2 separate regions of the Homo sapiens genome follow, and region 1 is linked to region 2. The links are chromatin loops, found by intact Hi-C in ENCODE. Cell type or tissue: gastrocnemius medialis. All regions are shown on one strand. Links, peaks and the distances in the headings refer to the core of each region. The heading gives the core; the rest is flanking DNA.

What was found. A loop is a pair of places that touch in the nucleus more often than their neighbours do. Peaks named below come from ENCODE experiments on the same cell type or tissue, not always from the same donor. Only the 100,000 strongest peaks of a DNase experiment are listed, where the experiment ranks them.
Region 1: a loop joins it to region 2, with 8 times the contacts of the local background. A loop is called at or near these places in 1 of 110 quality-filtered maps.

What each region holds. Positions count from the first base shown.
Region 1 is chr3:179,688,956-179,699,914 of GRCh38, reverse strand. USP13 (ubiquitin specific peptidase 13) reads right to left here. Exons shown (of 21, transcript NM_003940.3): 3 at 9,614-9,674. Among named protein-coding and RNA genes, the nearest start is that of USP13, 41 kb to the right of the region's middle. In gastrocnemius medialis, for the core only: no CTCF peak of the experiment used is centred there; no DNase peak of the experiment used is centred there; H3K27ac peaks cover 3,383 bases.
Region 2 is chr3:179,759,951-179,770,909 of GRCh38, reverse strand. It overlaps USP13 (ubiquitin specific peptidase 13), which reads right to left. Exons shown (of 21, transcript NM_003940.3): 17 at 9,655-9,798; 18 at 6,742-6,908; 19 at 5,062-5,215. Among named protein-coding and RNA genes, the nearest start is that of USP13, 110 kb to the right of the region's middle. In gastrocnemius medialis, for the core only: no CTCF peak of the experiment used is centred there; no DNase peak of the experiment used is centred there.

The DNA.
Region 1 (10,959 bases), core at 2,047-7,046, 70 kb after region 2:
ACCCACCTGAGAACCAAAGGATCTAGATTCTGTTATTACCTTGTATGTTTTCAATCAAAAACCTAGTATATGTTTGTGTACAGCTCTGCTCTTAAATTCCCAAAGGTAGGGCAGTTTGTAGTAAAAATAAATAAATAAATAAATAAATAAATAAATAAATAAATAAAATAAATAAGATACAGCTAAAATGCAATCTAAGCTTTTTTTTTTTTTTTGAGGCAGGGTGTCACTCTGTTGCCAAGACTTGAGTCCACTGGTGTGATCATAGCTTACTACAACATCAAACTCCCAAGCTCTAGCTATCCTCCCACCTCACCCTCCTGAGAAGCTAGGACTGCCAGGCTTGGCTAATTTTTTTTATCTTTTGTAAAAACAGGATCTCACTATGTGGCTCAGGCCAGTCTCAAATACCTTGCCTCAAGCAATCCCCCCACCTCAGCATCTCAAAATGCTGGGATTAAAGGCGTGAATCACCACGCCTGGTTTCAATGTTTTAATAAAAGATTCTAAATTGTAAGAGTCAGAAATACCAAAATAAAGAACCAAACCAAACATTACTAGGTAGCAATAGAAGTGAGGTTCATTTGACAAAATGTAATATTAAAGAAGTTTAATTAGTAAGTACAGGCATTAATTTAAAGGATATAATTCAAAGAAAGATTCTATATATTATGAAAATGTGAATGCTTCAATATTTATATTTTTTTAAGTTGGAATCTAAATGTTTAATAAAAAAAGGTATTCAACCCGGCCAGGCATGGTGGCTCACACCTATAATCCAGTACTTTGGAAGGCCGAGGCAGGTGGATCACGAGGTCAGGAGTTCAAGACCAGCCTGGCCAAGATGGTGAAACCCTGTCTCTACTCAAAATACAAAAATTAGCCGGGTGTGGTGGCACGCACCTGTAATCCCAGCTACTCAGGAGGATGAGGCAGGGAATTGCTTAAACCCAGGAGGAGGAGGTTGCAGTGAGCCGAGATTGCACCACTGCACTCTAGCCTGAGCAACAGAGCAAGACTCCATCTCAGAAAAAAAAAAAAAATAGTATTCAACCCAATAGAATATTATTTAAATCATAGTTATTTAGACTATGTAGGAACAGAAAATGTTTATGCTATGTTAATGCTAAAAACACAAAATTCATCTTCACTGTAAAGACTTTATATTATGCTCATAGACAAAAATGAGAAAGAAACCTAAACAAATGGAAATAGAGTGAGTGAACTTTATTCTTAAATTTTTCTTTATTATAATATTGTATATATAACAATTTTAAGTAACCAGGGCATAAATCTTGTGTTTATGTGTGCAGATTCAGCTCATACAAGATATTATCTGTCTCCTTTCCACAGAAAACATGCTCATTTAAAGTTAATTCAAATCTTACCTGGCATAAATATAATACAAGAAAAAAAAAAACCCCACTCTGGCATTTACTAGCTATGTAACCCTAGAAAATTTGTTTCTAAGTTCATTCTTCTTGTAAACCATAGATATTATCTACCCCACAAGACTGTTAAGTGGATTAAACAAGATAAAGTTTTAAGGCACCCTAGTACAGGATCTGGTAGGTACTAGGGGACTCCACAAACAATATCTGCCATCACCATCATCATCATCACTTTCTCCCTATTCCTGACAACTAACACAACCAAAAGTGCCTTCCCTTCCCTTTGGCTGCAAGACCATGGTACCATGTGGGGATCTTCTGTGAAATCTGAGTATTCAGAAGTTATCACCTTCAAATTCTTCTAGACTGTCAGCTCAGAGAGCCGGAAATGAGTCTTACCTCCTATGTTCCTAGCCCCTGTACTGTGCCTGGCACACACTACACACCCTGTAAATGTCTGTGAATGGGGACTTCAGGAAGTCAACAACATCAACATGCTAAAAACAACAGCAAAACAAGAATATCAAAAGAGTTGCATTGTATTTTAATTGGCGACTCAGATGTTTAAGAGGAAGCAAGACTGCTGTCATGCAGAAAAGCAGAACTTTGTTGTGCTTCTTTACACTTAGTTTAAGTTTACTTTTACTTTTAATTCAATGGAATGGAAGAGGGGCATGATCTTTCCCAAAAAACTTAATCCAAATTAGGGAAAAGTCCATCAGAGGTAACATACATTCTGATTTCAGGGGACAAATCTAAGGTTCCTCTTGAACACATATGACCCCACAGCCCTAAGTATAACCTAAAATTTCCACATCTCTAAATCATGTCTCATCACCCCAAAAATATTTAGTTGAAGAAGCTACAGAGTAATCATACCCTAGGGACCCCCAACTTCTCCCCAGCTGCTACCTTCTATTGTGGCTATTAAGTGGCAATACCCAAGAAAGCCTTCTCTAAGTTTAAAAATAAATAAATAAATATAAACTCTGCTTTGATGATCCTCCCAGATCCCTGGGAGAAGTGGCTAGGACTACCCATTTCCCCAAGATGCCTAAGCTATGAAGGACAGTGAAGGAAAGAATGGGTCCCTACACAAAGCCAGGGCTCTGATTCCCAGGTCAGTGTTCTCTCACCCTGACCATATTAACTTTAATTGTTGGAGGTAAGCGATCTGTCCAAGGGCTGCAAAATCTAACCAACTATTTACCTTCAAAAGAACATATTATTTTACCCACTTCAGAAAGAAATAGCAAAATGTAGTTTATTAGAACCTTCTGGTTATCAGAGGGGCAGATGAACTTTCTGAACAGGCCCATTAGCGAAACTTTGCACAAATTTTCTGTTTTCAATCTATTCCTTAACAAGTTTAAACACCTGGTCTAAGCCAAAAAAAAGTGGAATTTAAGTTTTCTGAGGTGAAGTGGTGGCTCCTTGGAAGTTCCACTTTCAGACACAGAGAACTGAACTCCTTTACACCTATTTGTGAAAACTAGGACAGACTCCATAAAGATGTAAATATTTAACACTGTTTTTTATGATGTATCAAACATATGGTATTTTTTAAATTAAATGCATTACCAGTTATTTATATATCTATGCATATCTGTAGCTTTATTGTAAAATATATATATATGGAATTAGGGCAGAATCACATTATGAGCCATAGGGTATTTCTTGAAGGATCCAGAACTCCCTTACCTCCTCGCTTCTCTACTATCTCCTTCATATCAGCTTATACCCCAAACTCACCAACTTTCATATTTTTCCAAGTTATCTTTCTACAACACAACCTAATAGTGTCCCTTTCTAGCTGAACTCTCCCAGTTCACAGCACCCCTAAGCATCCCAGCAATTTTTTTCACAGCAACCCTAAGCCAAAAGAAATGCCTGGCCAGGCGCAGTGGCTCACGCCTGTAATCCCAGCACTTTAGGAGGCCAAGGTGGGCAGATCACGAGGTCAGGAGTTCGAGGTCAGGTTTTGCCAACATGGCGAAACCCCGTCTCTACTAAAAATACAAAAAAATTAGCCAGGTGTGGTGGCCAGCGCCTGTAATCCCAGCTACTCAGGAGGCTAATGCAGGAGAATCGCTTGAACCCGGGAGGCGGAGGTTGCGGTGAGCCAAGATCATGCCATTGCACTCCAGCCTGGGCAACAAGAGCAAGACTCCATCTCAAAAAAAAAAAAAAAAAAATGCCTAATGGCTCTGTTTATTTAGTAGTTAGATCAAAAAAACTTGGTTAAGTATTTATGTTCTAACAACTAACCATTAGCAAAAAATACGTATAAGTTGAAAGAAAAAATATTTTACTCTGAAATAGCCCCAGTCCTTCACTAATGGGATGTGTTCAGCTGTTGGGCAATGCACAACTTCCCTGAATCGGATCAGCCACTGCCACCCTTATTTCCTATTTCACATTGATTTTCACATGGTGCTTGACTTTTACCACAGAAACCACTAAAAAAAACTCCAGCTTTACAAAGATATGGAGTTATTGGAAGGAATACAGGGTAACCTAATAGTAAAACTACACTGTGTTTAGTTCATGCAATGTTTGAGCACCAATATGTTCCCTCAGAGACTTAAAATATCCTTCAGTGCCCTGGTGAGCTCACTGTAGCACTCCAGGGTGCCTCAGAACACAGTTTGGGAGCCGAAGGGTTAATGGCTCCCTAGGGACTACAGAAAAAAGAAATCTAAAAGCATTACTTATGTATAGACAATCGCTGAGAGAATACACAATATATACAAAGATGTACACACAGAAAATTTGTCTCTGGAGGCAGTAACCAAGTGGCTAGGATACAGGGAAGGGAGGGGAAAAAAACTTAATTTTCACTGAGGAGCCCTTTATAACTTCTCAATTTTAAGCTTTACCCATGAGGTACATATTGAAAAAAAATTTTAATCCTAAATGTTTTAAAAGTATAGAATTTAAATGATTTTTCAATTACCAATAATTGTCGTTGCTAGTTAAAAAAAAAAAAATAGCAGCAAAAGCTAGTACTGAGGTCATTTCACTTGAATGAACATCAAAGTAATATGGAGGGAAAGTGATTTGACCACTGAGAGGCAGGGTGCTGCTCAGGACACCAGGAAGCCTTTTGGCACCAGCCAGTGGCCTCAGCTTCCCTTGTAAAGTCAATTGCAGGTTGTAACCAAATGATTCAATGGTTTCAATGTCACTGTTGAGCTGATGGAAAAGGAATTATTCACAAAGTCATCAAATGAATGGGAATAAAACACCTCCACCCAAGATAAAGCATTGGCCACCTACATCTGCTTCATGAAGCCGAAGAAGGAGCATCATAATTTCATTTCAGTACCAGTGAAATAGTACTTCCTAGCCAAAAAATAACAGAGAAACTGCAAGAGAGCTCTGAGTTATCTTCCTCTCCATGAGGAAACAATCCCAGCATCCCTTTGAGGGAAAGAGTCTGTGGCAGAGGCTACTAGCTGCCTCCCAATACCCACTGTCCCCTTCTTCCTAATAAGAGACCCCAACTTTACTCAGCGGAGCCCGCTGGTGGGCTTTATTTTCCAGTCTCCTGTGCAGCTAGATGTGGCCACGTGACCAAGTTCTGCCAGAGAGGCGTAAACTGATTGGGGGCTCTATGAGAAGGCTGACAAAGGCAAGGTGACTCTGCTGGGAGATTAGACTATTTTGTCCTTCCTCTTTCTCCTCTTTTCTTTGTTTCTTTTTTTTTTTTTTTTTTTTTTTTGAGATGGAGTTTCACTCTTTGCCCAGGCTGGAGTGCAATGGTGCGATCTCAGCTCACTGCAACCTCCGCCTCCCAGGTTCAAGCAATTCTCCTGCCTCAGCCTCACAAATAGCTGGGATTACAGTCATGTGCCACCATGCCCAGCTAATTTTTTGTATTTTTAGTAGAGACAGGGTTTCACCACGTTGGCCAGGCTGCCGAACTCCTGACCTCAGGTGATCCACCCACCTTGGCCTCCCAAAGTGCTGAGATTACAGGCATGAGCCACCGCGCCCGGCCTCCCCTTTCCTCTTTCATGCTTTCCAGAATCAGGATGTGATGGTTGGAGTTCCAGTAGCCATTTTGGACCGTAAGGTGACCATGAGGTTGGAAATCATGGGCCAGGATGGAGGGTGAAGCAGGAATATGGGAAGAGCCTAGATCCCTGGTGAACATGAGGCCATCACATCACCACACTTACTGTTTCCCAACATCCTCTACATGACAGCAAAATAAGCATCTATCTTGTTTAAAGTTACCAGAATCGGCCGGGCACAGTGGCTCACATCTGTAATCCCAGCATTCTGGGAGGCCAAGGCAGGCAGATCACTTGAGCCCCGGAGTTTGAGACCAGCCTGGGCAACATGGCAGAACCCTGTCTTCACAGAAAAATACAAAAATTAGCCAGGCATGGTGGCGCATGCCTGTGGTCCCAGCTACTTGGGAGGCTGAGGTGGGAGGTTCACTTGAGCCCTACAGGAGGCCGAGTCTGCAGTGTCCATGATTATGCCACTGCACTCCAGCCTGAGTGACACAGTGAGATGCTGTCTCAAAAATAAATAGGCCAGGTGTGGTGGTTCACGCCTGTAATCCCAGCACTTTGGGAGGCCAAGGTGGGCAGACCACCTGAGGTCAGGAGTTCGAGACCAGCCTGACCAACATGGTGAAACCTCGTCTCTACAAAAAAAAAAATACAAAAATTAGCTGGGCATGGTGGTGGGCACCTGTAATCCCAGCTACTCGGGAGGCTGAGGCAGGAGAATTGCTTGAACTCGGAGGGCGGATATTGCAGTGAGCCGACATCACACCACTACACACCAACCTGGGTGACAGAGCAAGACTCCGGCTCAAATAAATAAATAAATAAATAAACAAAGTTACTAGTGTTTTAAATTTACCGTTACATAAACCAGATGTAACCCTAATACACAGCCCATCACTGAAATTAATTTATAGGTCACATTAACTCAGGGCTGGGACCAATGTGACAAGAGAAAAGTGCCTGTTCCTAGGAGATGAGAAGCATCAGTTGAGGGGGCTTTAAATCAGAACTTGCAAAAAATGAATTCCTGTAAAAAATAACTTCCTGGCCAGGCACAGCAGCTCACACATGTAATCCCAGCACTTTGGGAGACTGAGGTCAGAAGATTGCTTGAGCATAGAAGTTCAAGACCAGCCTGGGCAACACAGTGAGACCCCATCACTTTAAAAAAAATTTTTTTTAATTAACCATGTGTGGTGGTGTGTGCCTGTAGTCCCAGCTACTTGGGAGGCTGAGGCATGAGGATCACTTGAGCCTGGCAGGGTGAGGCTGCAGGGAGCTATGATTGTGGCACTGCACTCCAGCCTGGGCAACAGAATGAGTTCCTGTCTCAAAAACCGAAAAAGAAAGAACTCCTACTGGGATGACGGAGGTAAATTTGTAAAGAACCTGGATATAAAACAATAGGGAGAAATGGAATGTGGGGCTAATGGCATTCATTTTTAAATTAATATAGTCATAGAACACTTTTTTGGGGCTGTGAGTTCTATATGCACCTTGTGGTTTTCTAAGATATGAAATCTTGCCTGAATACAGAGAATAACCTGTAGAAAAAGCCTCACTGAAACAAAATGGTAGGTAGTCCCCTACGGAAGAATGGAAGGAAGGGGTCCACACAGTTTGAAGCACAAAACCTCAGTGCTAACTTTCAAATTAATTTCTAAAACAGTTTCCTGACAATATCCTCTACAACCAAAATAATCACTAGAAAAAAATCAAACCTCCAGGTCTTATGAAAAGAAGACACAAAAATTAAAGGCCAAGGTCAGCTAACTTCTTCATTCAACCAAAGAAAATAATAAAAATTAACAATGGTAAGTCGAAATGTTTAGTTAGTTCTGCCTTCAAGAAGAACCTGCTGACGTTACTTAATTCAAATGAAATCATATGATCTATATTAGTGCAAAGGTGCTGGAAGACTAATAACCAAAGCATCAGAAGATATTCAATAATTTCAGCTTTGGGGTTCATGCTAGCTTGGTTTGGGTTTAGTTGGTTAAACTGGGTTGTGGTCCAAAGACAGGTTGAGAAGTAAGGAAGATTGGCCAAGGTAGAAGAACCAACTGCAGATAAGCCTCGTACAGAAAAGCATGAGCTGAGAAGCAGGAGAAGACAGCAAGGTTGGATCCAGCACAGAGTAACTGAGAATCAAACCAGGAAAGAAACTCAGCTCCACAACAGTTTTCAATGGCTTCACTTTTCAAATAATTCATGTGTCTTTTCATCACAGTAACATGTTTGTTACAGAAAAAGTTTAAATATAGAGAAGCAAAAAGATGAAAATCAGAATCACTTCCATTCTATTACCGGGAAAGAGCTACTATTAACAGTTTGGAGTATTCTTCCAGACTCTTCTGATCTCCCAGTTATATATGTACACATGTGTATGTGTGTGTAGAAGTGTGTGCACACACACAGATATACATTCATACATGCATGCATACATACATATACATGTCTATATCTGTATATACATATGTATATGTATGTATAGGATTTTTTTACAAAAATGAAATCATACTATGGAAACAATTTTGCAAATCCTTTCAAACAATAATCTGAGGCATTTAGGCACATAAACTTGTTTGGTCAAATATTATCAAACCACTTTTTCGCTTGAGAAAACCATATCAGAAGCTTAATATGACCATAATTATATGATATAGAAATCAGTAGTCACTTGCATAAACAAAACTGGCCCTTCCAATAAGGGAAATTTTCAAATCACCATTAGTCAAACACTAGAGCCATCATTATTGCAGGCAAGGTCCACTGATGCTAAAATTAGTGAGCAAAACTTTGAGGAGAAACAAAATATTTAGCACAGTCTCAAAGTATCACTCTCAAAATATTTCTTAATTACACTATAACTTTACAGTGAAGAAACCCAGCAGACACTACCTTAACAATGATCAAGTTCAGCATGACCAGTATGACAACATGTTAACATCATGTACCCCTGATACCATGCACTAAGAAGGGCACACTATCTCTGTAGGATTCTTTCCAAAAATGCATACGTACATACTTCACATTTTTCATGAGAAAACATCAGATAAAGCCAAACTGAGGTCTAGTCTACAAAATAACTGACCAGCACTCTTCAAAAGTGTCACAATTATTAAAGACAAAGAAAAACTGAAGAATGATCAGAGTCTGGAAAGGATTAAAGAAACATGACAACTGAATACAATGCGGAACCCTGGATCATATCTTGTAACAAAGAAAGGACATGAGCGGGAGAAAAATTATGAAATCTGAATGAAGTCTGTAGTTTGGCTAATTTTAGAAATAAAAAGAAAAAAATTGACTTCTTTTTTTTTTTTTTTTTAAAGACAGGATCCCGCTCTGTCACCCAGGCTGGAGTGCAGTGGCAATCATAGCTCACTACAGCCTCAACTTCCTGGGCTCAAGTGATCCTCCTGCCTCAGCCTCCCAAGTCACTGAGACTACAGACACACACCACTATACCCGGCTAATTTTTTAATTTTTTGGTAACGACAGGGCCTTTTTATGTTACCCAGGCTGATCTCAAACTCCTAGGTTCAAGCAATCCTCCTGCCTCAGCCTCCCAACGTGCTGGGAATACAGGCGTGAGTCACTGCAAGAGCCAGCTATTGAAAGTCAGCAAAAAATTGGCCGGGTGCAGTGGTTCACGCCTGAAATCCCAGCCGAGGCAGTTGGATCGCTTGAGCTCAGGAGTTCCAGACCAGCCTGGGCAACATGGTGAAACTCCGTCTCTACAAAAAGTACAAAAAATTAGCCAGTCGTGGTGGTGTGTGCCTGTGGTCTCAGCTACTTGGGAGGCTGAGGTGGGAGAATGGCTTGAGCCCGGGAGGCGCAGGTTGTAGTGAGCCAAGATGGCGCCACTGCATTCCAGCCTAGGCGAGAGAGCCAGACCCTGTCTCAAAAAATAAAAATAAAGTAAGCAATAAACAGAACTGAAGCAGAATTATAATTACTCTCAAGTCACTGTAAGTATAATTGCTTCAAAGCACTAAACCCAACTAAGAGGGCTAAAAGCACACTTCACTGGTAGGTAAACGCAAAGTGGAGGCGGGCCTTAAATCTGTGCCTCTCATCCTTAAATTGTACAGCAATAAACAACCTATTACTCTAAATCAAAGATGCACATGAGTATGCACATATACACACACACAAACACAAAATCTGAGCATGCTACTGATAACTATTTACCTAAAAAAATCTTGGAATTCCTCCTTTTTGGTAACGCTCCACCAGACGCCCCTCTTACCTTCTGAAAAGAAAACAAAAGATCATTAAAATGCGGCCTATAAAATAAACATCTTTGTGAGGGAAAAGCACATCTCAGAGGTTCCTAGTTTTTACAGAAGGCCAAGAAGAAATATTCCATCTAGATTAGCAATTCCAGGATAAACAGGGAACTGACCCAGGTTAATGCAGGTAGGTGAAGGGCAATGCTATCCACCTGCTTATTTTTATTAAATTATAAAGAAAACGCTTCTGGAAAAAGAAATGGAAACCAGGGATCAAGGTGAAGTCGATACTTAAATTTCAAATCAGCACCTGCTCCCAAGAGGGCAGGAGCCCAGGCCTGACATTGAAAAACTCAGGAAAGATGATGGGGCTCCAGAAGGTGAGGATCTTATTCTCCTGCTTACCCAGTGGGTCTCTAGTGCTTGGCCCTGGGCATGCCTAACAACTACTGTTGAAAGGCTTAATAAATATCAATAGTCATTGATAGTCTGGTCATGTGAAATCTCAATCTAACCTCCCTAAACATTTTTGGAGCACCGACAAGTGGCTATGTTTGCCATCGTAAGCATCGTGTATTTTCTTTTTTTTTGGCTTTTTTTTTTGAGATGGAGTCTCACACAGTCGCCCAGGCTGGAGTGCAGTGGCGCAGTCTCGGCTCACAGCAACCTCCGCCTCCTGGGTTCAAGCGAGTCTCCTGCCTCAACCTCCCGAGTAGCTGAGATTACAAGCGGCTGCCACCACACCCAGCTAATTTTTAATATTTTTAGTAGAGACGGGGTTTCACTGTGTTGGTCAGGCTGGTCTTGAACTCCTGACCTCGTGATCTGCCCACCTCGGCCTCCCAAAGTGCTGGGCTTACAGGTGTGAGCCACCGCACCCCACCCAGCATCGTGTATTTTCTACCTATGATGGAAGCCATCAGCAGTAATGAAATAAAATGCCCATCGAGTGGTAATACAAAAGAGGCCATTCATCTGATGCTCACACAAAACATTTTACTCTCAAATCAAGTATAATGCCAAAACCATATTTCCACAGTGTATGTTTTTTCAGTTACTAGAAAAAAGCATGTTTCCAGCAGACCACCATGTGTGGGTTTAACGCCGCATCATTCCAAGCAGCCACAGGTGTCGAGACCTTGCTGCACATTTTCTGCTTCTCAGTTTGTCCTCTCATGAGTCCTAAGTCTGCTTTCTCACATTTTAATAGTTGACTTTGAAGGCTGACTCATCCTTGTGATTCTCACATTAAGTTTTTACAGCTTCTACTACAGGTTTACAGTTCACATCTTAGGAATCTGCATT
Region 2 (10,959 bases), core at 3,213-8,212:
TCTCAGCTGGGTGCAGTGGCTCACACCTGTAATCCCAGCACTTTGGGAGGCCAAGGCAGGCAGATCACAAGGTCGGGAAATGGAGACCATCCTGGCCAACATGGTGAAACCCCATCTGTACTAAAAACAGTATAAAAATTAGCTGGGTGTGGTGGCGCGTGCCTGTAATCCTAGCTACTCCAGAGGCTGAGGCAGGAGAATAGCTTGAACCAGGGAGTTGGAGGTTGCAGTTTGCTGAGATGGCGCCACTGCACTCCAGCCTGGCGACAGAGCGAGACTCCATCTCAAAAAAAAAAAAAATTCTCAAGTCATATACCTCAGTCAATTCACCAACCAGAAAAAGTAAAAAGAAATGACTTGGGAATTTAAACAACCTAGCTAAACAGAACACACATCTTCCCAGGTTAACCTATAAATTTAATGTAATGCCAGTCAAACCCCTAGAGAATGGCCAATTACAAAATCGGTACCTTTATATAATTTAGCAGCAATGTTTAATATACAATGGGGAAAATTTGTATTCATAAGTAACAGTGAAAATGTAATTTCGAGATATAACTAAACTAGAAATGCCTAGCATATTTATGAAGAAAACCATACAGCTTTGCAAGAGTTAGAAAAGGGGCGAATAAATCAAAGGAGAAGCATATGTTTCTGGCTAGAAAAACTCAATATTGTAAAGTGATCAGGTATTCCCAAACTAATCTACAGTACATGAAACTCTCATAAAAATCAATAAAAGAAAGCTGACAACCTCAATAAAAGTGGGAAACTGGCCAAAGGAAATAAGCTGTTAACACGAGAAGAAAAATAACTAGGCAATAAAGATACAAAAAATATAAAAAGCACTCAACCAAAAGCACTGCTGGGGAACGTTGGGGAAACCGGAAAGTCACCAGTGTGACCAGGATGTGGCCCCCTGCTGTGTTTGTGGAGAGTCACGTGATGGTAATCTGCATTAAAACCTTAAAAATATGTATTTTTCACTCACAAACTTCCCTTCCAGAAACTTCCCTTAACAAATAATCAAATGAAGGCCCAAGGCTGTTTATCACAATATTATTTTTAGTAGAAGAAGGAAAGAAGGAAGGGATGGAAGGAGGAAAATGCTGAACAAGCTTTTATTCCCTGGATAGGGATTACATTAGGCATATGCTGTACTTCTGTGAATTGAATTCATCCTTTAAGAAACTCATTATTTGGCCAGGCGCAGTGGCTCACACCTGTAATCCTAACACTTCGAGAGGCAGAGGTGGGCAGACTGCCTGAGCTCAGGAGTTGGAGACCAGCCTGGGCAACATGGCGAAATTCCGTCTCTACTAAAAATACAAAAAATTAGCCAGGTATGATGGTGCATGCCTGTAATGCCAGTTACTCGAGAGGCTGAGGCATGAGAATCACTTGAACCCAGGAGGCAAAGGCTGCAATGAGCCAAGATCATGCCACTGCACTCCAGCCTGGGGAACAGAGCAAAACTCTGTCTCAAAAAAACCTCATTATTTAAAAATCATAGTGGTCATCTTCTGAATGTGGAAATATCTTCATTATTTGAAACTCTTTCTGTAATAATGTGGTCTTTTATTTAAATGATACCTAATTAACCTAGAATTAGGTATATAAACTATGGTACATGTTTATAATAGAATATTGTTAATATATGTTCAACAATATAGATGTATATACATGTACACCTACATAACTCACAGGCTAATCATAGCCTCATCACATGTTAATCACATGTTAATTACATTAAAGGAAAAGCAAGTCACAAAATAGCAATGTATATATAGAATAGAATGTTATATTTAAACAACCTTAGATTTATATTCATTTTTATACATTTGTCTAAAAAGGTCTAGAGAATATAAACAAAACATTATTTTGTCATTATTGCCGGGGAGTAAGATTGTAATTTTTAATTTTGTCTTTTCATATATCTATATTTCCTTAAGTTGCTAAAATTAATATATATCCTTCAATATAAGTGTTAATTTTTTTACAAAGGAAAAAGAAAGCAACAACTCACAATATGAGTTTGTGTGCTAATATAGTAAAGTACAGGAAGTCATGTTTTCCCCTCCCTTTGATTCATGCAATGTAACATAGTAGTATACTGCCAACCCCTCTATATAGAACTTTGTGGAAGCAGCAAAAATGCTATCAAAGTCTATTACCTCCTGGCATTCACTTAATTCTTCATTCAATCAGTTATTTGCTGATCACTCACCATGGGCCAGGCACAGTGCTGGGGAAGCTACTTTGAAAACATTTGTGGTTCTGTAAAATCAAACTCAAAATGCATTTGGCAAATTAGGTTTCTGTTTTCTGTCTTCATAATTAAATGTTTCATCTACTACTGCCTTTATATCCTGCATATCTTGCATGCGATTTCTAAGTGCATCTCATAGTGCTCCTTCGCTACTCTCACCCTCAATCCCTTGGTTGACCCATAGTGCCTTAAAGGGTACCTGGCAGCATCCTATTCAAGGATGCACCTCAAAATCCAGCAGTGGCAGGAATATCTACAGATCACTCTGAGGTAGAGTAAGCCCTGAGGAGATGATGTGGCTGTTCTTTATCATTACTGACCATCTGTGAGAGAGTGGCTGCTGCCTCCGAGCTCCATCAGAAGAAAGGAAACCCTAAAGATCAGACCCGCCTTCCCTCTGCAGCCAAACCTTGGCAGCTTTACAACAGCCCCATCTTGTGGTTAATTCCTTCCGCAGGGACTCATCCTCTCCAAGGAAATGCCCATTATGGAAAATCAATGAAGCAGTGAACTGATGGATGTGTAATAAGTGATAAATCCTGCTCATACATTATTGAGTAACCTGTCTGTTACAGCTTTAAATATTTTAGGCAAGCTAGTAATTTCTGAAAAGTAATACCAGATACTTTAAATGAGTATGGAAATTGGGAGAACGACATCTCATCCTTTCTTATCCAGTTGGCATTGAAACAGTTTCAGTGATGAAATTCCTATTTTATATTAAAAAAAAGAAGAAGACAGTTCCCTCCCACCGTCTCTTTCTATCTGTATATGAATACGTACATGTTAGGTCTGGAAAGAACATTAATGAGTAAATCTGCCACTATATGATTATAGGAACAAATGCTGCTAGTGTAGATTTAGTTAAATACAACTGTTATTTACTCAGTACTTTCTATGTGTCTAGCACCATGCTAGACACCATGAGTTTTATAAAAGCCAAATGGCCTCTGCCCTGGGCAAGCTCCTAGTCAAATGGGAGACACAAATACCTACAGAAGTAATTTTATTGCAAGATCAACTTGATACCTCCAACAACAGAAGAACTAACAAGGGAGCGTGGTGGCCCAAACCTGTAATTCCAGCTACTCGGGAGGCTGAAGCAGGAGAATCGCTTGAACCTGGGAGGTGGAGGTTGCAGTGAGCCAAGATCGTGCCACTGCACTCCAGCCTGGGTGATGGAGTGAGACTCTGTCTCAAAAAAAAAAAAAACCAAAAAAAACTAACAATGCATTACAGTGGCTACAGGCACAGGCTCTGGAGGCAGACTGCCTGCACTGGAATTGTGGTTCTATCCATCACTAGCTATGAGACCTTGACAAGCTATTACTTAGCCTTCTCTATCTCAGGTTCTTCACCTGTAAAATGGGGATAATAATGGTATGTACCTCATAAGGTTACTGTGAGGATTAAAGATGGCACAAATGGGAGTATTTTTCATACTGGTATAATTATTGCTAGCATATGAGGTAAGCATGAGCTGATTATGACAAGGATCTAGGAAGGCAGTCCAGAGAAATGGAATCTGTGGCCAAGTTCTAAATAATGATGAGAATTTTAGTGTGCAGTGATGGGAGAGAAGGCTCATTTCACAAATAGGGGTTAACCTGAGTCTGCAGGTTAAGTGAGAAGAGAGTTGTTGACAGCTGAGTAGGCTAAGAGTGTGGCTACAGTCCCAGGCATCTCAGCTGCAGGTATAGGGAGTATAGAAGTGACACTGGGAGACCAGGTGGCCTGGATCTGACTGGAGGAGGTGCTGAATGCCAAGCTAAAGAGCCTGAATGTTATTCTACAGGCAATGACAGCCCAAGAAACAGGATATCACAAAGGTTAAGAACAAGGATTCTGGGTTTGAATCTTGGCTCCATCTCTTAAGAGCTGTGTGGCCTTTGGCAAGGTACCCAAGCTCTCTATGCTTATATTTTCTCACCTGTAAAATCAGTTGTAGTGAGAATTACATGAGTGTTGATATGCAAAGTGCTTAGAACAGTGCCTGGCACATAGTGACATACATAAGTGTTTGCTATTAAAAGGCAGAACAACGGCCTATGGCGCCTCTTCCTGTCATCCTGAGACACCCCTTCAGGATATTATTAGTAGTTGGTACGGGTAACGATATGATCAAGGATGAGACCACTTTGCTACTACTCAAAAAACACTACCATGAAAACAAATGTTCTCTTTTTGACAAAAGCTCCCATGGTCCATGAAGAAATTTTACCTCAAAGGAACAGACAAAATCAAAGTTGGCCCTAAACTTGGGCACAAACATGACCAAGCAACATGATTCTGACATGACTTTATCAGATCACCGGGGCCTATGCAAAGTGGCAAACTGCACCATTTCTAAGAAGATGGGATCTGGCCAGGCATGGTGGCTCATGCCTGTAATCCCAGCACTTTGGGAGGCCGAGACAGGCATATCACGAGGTCAGGAGATCAAGACCAGCCAGGCCAACATGGTGAATCCCCGTCTCTACTAAAAATACAAAAATTAGCTGGGTGTGGTGGCACATGCCTGTAATCCCAGCTACTCGGGAGGCTGAAGCAGGAGAATGGCTTGAACCTGGGAGGCGGAGGTTGCAGTGAGCCGAGATCGCGCCACAGCACACCAGCCTGGCAACAGTGTGAGACTCTGTCTCAAAAAAGAAAAAAAAAAAAAACGAAGAAGATGGGATCTGTGCTAACTTTTGAATGATGGCAAAGGCTTGACTATGTTGTGGTGGGAGGGAAGGGCATGAGCTGAACGTATAGTTCTGACTGCTCAGACAGCCTCTAAGGCAAGAACTTACTTCCAGATCCATCCTTGACTCTAGGTCCTTCGGGCTTGGCCTCAGAAATAATGTTTGCATTGGCATTATTCTCCATCTCAATCACAAAATCACTGTCTTCTTCAAACTCAGGGTGGCTAAAGATCCAATCCAGTGCTCTTTCCAGGTTATTATTCTAACAACAAAAAAGAAACAGATGTTTTTACAATGCATGCAGCCTCAGGCCTCACTATGTCCTGACCATTTCAACTAGATGTCAGGCAGATAGGGAAGGAGGTCTGAATTAATTAGTCCTAAGTGCCACTGAGTAAGAAGCTCTGACTCCGCATGACAGGCACGTTCAGTTGGCATGGCATTCTGCAAGTCTCCCAGCTGACATCTGTAATTGGATTCACTGGAAAAGAGTTCTAAGCAGCAGATCAGCATTCCAAAGTTTATATCAATGTTAGCTCAGCTTTTCTGCAGGAAGATGCTGATAATAATAGGTGTGGAATAACCAAGGGTATGGCATTTGTTTAAGTGCAGCTCTTTCTAAAGCCACTTTAATTGCACACACTACCTTCTCTACCAACTGTATTTTCTGCAGATAACTGAACAATAGAGGGATGCCAGTGTGGTATTATGTTAGAGCCTTCTCTCCTGGAATGTTGGTAAAATGTTTGAATTCCAGTAAAGACAAGATTAATATCTTGATTAATGACAACAACACTGATTAGTTAAGTATAATTGTTTAAACTGAACTCCATGTACTTCAAACTAATTGACCATAAAAATATTTCCATCTTTCTCAGCTTGTGATATTTCTGGCAGGTTAAAGAATTTGTATAGATATAAAACCTCTAATGAAACAGTCAGGCAAATAAAATGAGTGGAGCACAAGAAAGTACCCCAAGTAAAACAAACTCTGGTTGAGATATTTTAATCATCTTAAAGGGAGACAGGTTGTCCTAGCCACATCCTCATGAGACAATCAAGAGCCACTGTGACCTCAGCAACGGATCCTAGCAGGCACCCCATCAGGATAGGCAAGAAGTAATTGAGAGCAGATATCTACTCAAAAATGGATTATGGTGTGACCAGGAAGGATGGGTTTTGTTTTGTTTTTTAAGTACCTTCCCTCAAGATTAAACAGATATCAGCACTGCAGAAGGGAATTGTCTACCCTGTAGTTTCAGAGTCCCTTGTTTCTTGGTATCAAGAAGTTCATGGCTACCAGAAGAACCTTCTCTTTCTGCAGAGAGAAACAGCAGCAGAGAATTCCAAGGAGCCATTCAGTTTTCTATGAGGACTTTTAAGAGACATTTACCCAAGGTCTTGGTATCAGAAAAGCATTCTATCTCCTAAAGGACTTCTTACTGAACATGGAATTTCATGCATCCCTCTTTCCTCTAGGGCCACAAGCAGCCTCCAAGTCAAATTTCTGACCCCCTGTTAACAAACATTCAAGATGATATCAAGTTTCTTTCAGTTTGCTCATATTACCCCAGATTTATTTATCTCATTCGCTGTGTGAAAATCATTCATTTTAGCTTTATATTTATAATATGCAAATAAATCTTTATGGGCTATGATGAGATTCACAGTTAGATGAATCAAACATGAATCAAAATGATCAAAGTACATTGGAAAGTCTCAACTGCTACAGAAATAAATTCACACACACACACACACACACACACACACACAGTCTCTCATGCTCACCGTTGCTCGTAGTGCCTGAATAGCCTGATTTCGCTGAAATCCCATGGAGGTGATGATAGCTACGATTTCCTCTGGAGGTTGGTTATCCAGTCCAGAAGCACCAAAAACAGAGGCTCCAGCAGAAGCTGCCCCTCCATAACCAGGCATGGTCAGCGGCTCAGCAAAATCTGAGAAAAATAACCACACCCAAGTCTTTTCCTTTTTTTTTTTTTTTTTTTGTCCTGAAACAACACTAACAAGGAAAAACATGATTCTACAAAGTTATAATAATCAAGACAGTCTGGGCCAGGCGCAGTGGCTCATGCCTGTAATCCCAGCACTTTGGGAGGCCAAGGCGAGTGGATCGCCTGAGGTCAGGAGTTCGTGGCCAGCCTGGCCAACATGGCAAAATCCTGTCTCTACTAAAAATACAAAAATTAGCAGGGCATGGTGGTGCACACCTGTAATCCAGCTACTTGGGAGGCTGAGGCACAAGAATCGCTTGAACCCAAGAGGCGGAGGTTGCAGTGAGCTGAGATTGCACCACTGCACTCCAGCCTGGGCAAGAGAGCAAGGCTCTGTCTCAAAAAAAAAGACAGTCTGGTACTGGTATATAGGCAGACATATGGATCGATTAAATAGAATTGAGATTCCAGAAATAAAACCATATACCTGTGGTTAACTGATTTTCAACAAGACCATTCAGTGGGGAAAGGACATTATTTTCAACAAATGATGCTGGGACAACTGGATATCCACATACAAAAGAATAAAGTCAGACCCTCACCTCACATCATACACAAAATTAACTCAAAATGGCTCATTGACCTAAATATAGGAGCTAAAACTATAATAATCTTAGAAGAAAACACAGGAGTAAGTCTTTGCCATTGGATTAGGCAATGGTTTCTTATTTACAACACAAAAAGCACAAGTGATAAAAGAAAAAAAAGATAAATTGGACATCATCAAAATTAAAAATGTTTGTGCTTCAAAGGATACCATCAAGAAAGTGAAAAAACACCAGAATGGGGGGGAAAACACAAATCATATATCTCATAGAAACTCGTATCTGGAATTTGTAAAGAACTCTTAGAACTCAATAATAAAAGGATAACTTCATTAGAAATGGGCAAAGAATTTGAATAGACATATCTCCAAATAAGATATACAGTCAATAAACATACGAAAAGTTGTTCAACATCATTAGTCATTAGGAAAATGCAAACCAAAACCACAAGATACCACTTCATACCCACTGGGATGGGTATGATAAAAAAGATAATAATAAGGGTTAGTGATGATATGGAGAAATTGGAACTCACATTCATTACTGGTGGAAATGTAAAATGGTTCAGCCACTGTGTAAAACAGTTTGGTCGTTCCTCAAAATTAAATATAGAGTTACCATATGACATGGCAATTCCACTCAAGAGAAGTAAAAATAAATGTCCATCCACACAAAAACTTGTAAAAAATGTTTATAGCAGCATTGTTCATAAAAGCCAAAAAATGTAAATAACCCAAATGTCCATGAACTGATAAAGATTAATAAAATATAGTATACCCATAAAATAGACTATTATTATTGTTATTATTATTATTATTTTAGATGGAGTCTCACTCTGTTGCCCAGGCTGGAGGGCAGTGGCGTGATCTCAGCTCACTGCAACCTCCGTCTCCTGGGCTCAAGCAATTCTCCTGCCTCAGTCTCCCAAGTAGCTGAGACTCCAGGTGCCCGCCACCATGCCCAGACAATTTTTGCATTTTTAATAGAGATGGGGTTTCACCATGTTGGCCAGGCTGGTCTTGAACTCTTGACCTCAAATGATCCTCCTGCCTTGGCCTTCCAAAGTGCTGGGATTACAGGCGTAAGCCACCAAACCCGACCCAACAGACTATTATTTTACCGTAAAAAGGAATGAAGTACTGACACATGCTACAACATAGATGAATCTTGAAAGCACTATGCTAAGTGATAGAAACCAAACACAAACGACCTTTTATTATATGACTCCATTTATATGAAATGTCCAAAACAGGCAAATCCCTTGATCCAGAAAACAGATTCGTGGTTGCCAGGGGCTGGGGTGAGCAGGAAAATGGGGAGTGACTGCTATTATGTATGAGATTTCTTTTGAAGGGTACAAAATGTTCTAAAATTTGATAGTGGTAATGGTTACACAACTGTGAATTTATGAAAAACCATTGAAATGTACACTTTAAACAGATGAATATATGCATTATAGCTTAATAAAGTAGATAAAAGAAAAAGCTAACTAAACATCCTCCATTTCTTCATGCCCATGTTTCCATTTCAAATTTTCATCATCGCTTAGTTAGAAGTATATCCCGTATCTTTCTATTGGTCTTTTTGCCACTGACTTATACACTTTAAAGGGATGAATTATATCTCAATAAAGCTGTTTGGGGTTTTTTTTGTTGTTTTTTTGTTTGTTTGTTTTTTTGAGACAGAGTCTCGCTCTGTCACTCAGGCCAGAGTGCAGTGGTGCAATCTTGGCTCACTGCAGCCTCCGCCTCCTGCGTTCAAGCGATTCTCCTGCCTCAGCCTCCTGAGTAGCTGGGACTACAGGTACGCACCACCATGCCCAGCTAATTTTTGTATCTTTAGTAGAGATGGGGTTTCACTATGTTGGCCAGGATGGTCTTCATCTCTTGACTTCGTGATCCGCCTGCCTTGGCCTCCCAAAGTGCTGGGATTACAGGCATGAGCCCCCACGCCTGGCCTAAAGCTGCTGTTTTTAAAAAAAAAAAGAAGAAGAAAAAGACTGGCTTTCTCCTCCACTGCAGGAGATTAGGAACTATAAAGTCATTTTCTAGGGATACATCCACAGGGACCTTGGAAGGACCAGGACTCAGCATCACTGAGGGTCACATCAGACTCCAAAGCCATTCCATTTTCTCGCCACCTACCTGGCTCTTCCATGTGAACAATGATCCAGTTGAAGGCCACCTCGGCGCCCATATTTCCAGTGAAGTACACAGCCTTGCGACATGCTTCCAGCGGGAAACCCATCTCGGCCAGCTGCATCACTGATGACTCATCGATGTCTGATGCTACAGAGCACAACAGGATATTCTAGTGTGAAAGAGGAAACTGTCGCTTCTTGTCTTAGCTACTCTCCACTCTCCTATCCACATGCTACCCAAAGAAAGTGCTATTCTGTTGGGTGTAGATAATGGTTTTACTTTGTTTAGTTTTGTTTTAAGCCACACAAATATTAAAGCTATTTGGGCTAAGTTTATATCTTTGACCCACATAGGAACCAGGTTAATTACCTGGACAATGCAAGCAATGAAAAACGATTCTCTAATTTCATATGGGGAGATTTAGTGTATTCCCAGAACGATTTCAGAGCATTCTCAAGACCTCTATGACAGCCTCTCCTATGACTGAAACTTGAACAGAAAGCTCTATCTACAGGCCTAAAAGCCTGTTCCTTAAACCTCACAGAAAGTTACTGCAGGCCTATAGATACATCTGGCAATCACAGGAAGCAAGCAGCTCTGGAAAACGGAGAGTGCAAATGTTAAGTATAGAAGGAAAAAGTTCGTTTTTTAATTATACAAGCTTAAAACATTAAGAGGCCAGGCGTGGTGGCTCACGCCTGTAATCCCAGCACTTTGGGAGGCCGAGGCGGGCGGATTATGAGGTCAGGAGATCGAGACCATCCTGGCTAACACGGTGAAACCCCGTCTCTACTAAAAATACAAAAAATTAGCCGGGCGTGGTGGTGGGCACCTGTAATCCCAGCTACTCGGGAGGCTGAGGCAGGAGAATGGCATGAACTCAGGAGGCGGAGCTTGCAGTGAGCCGGGATAGCGCCACTGCAGTCCAGCCTGGGCGAAAGAGTGAGACTCCGTCTCAAAAAAAAAAAAAAAAAAACATTAAGAGACGGCTTTACAAAGTAACTTGGGCTCAGATACAGAGGCTTTTGTTTTCTTGTGTTAATAACATATAGATACTGATAGAGATGTATGTGTAAATCTGTGTGTATGTATAGATACATACACATACACACTGTTCTCAAATTACACCAAAAGAGGAGAAAAAACAGGAATATAAAATATATCCCTTGGGTTTTCCATGTCCTGAGGACTCTACTAAAACTTCTGTCAATTTTCTGTCAATCAGGAAAAGAACCGAGAAGAGAAATAGCTGTTCTACAAAAATTTTGTATTGAAAATGCATTTACCAGGTGGGTGCAGTGGCTCACG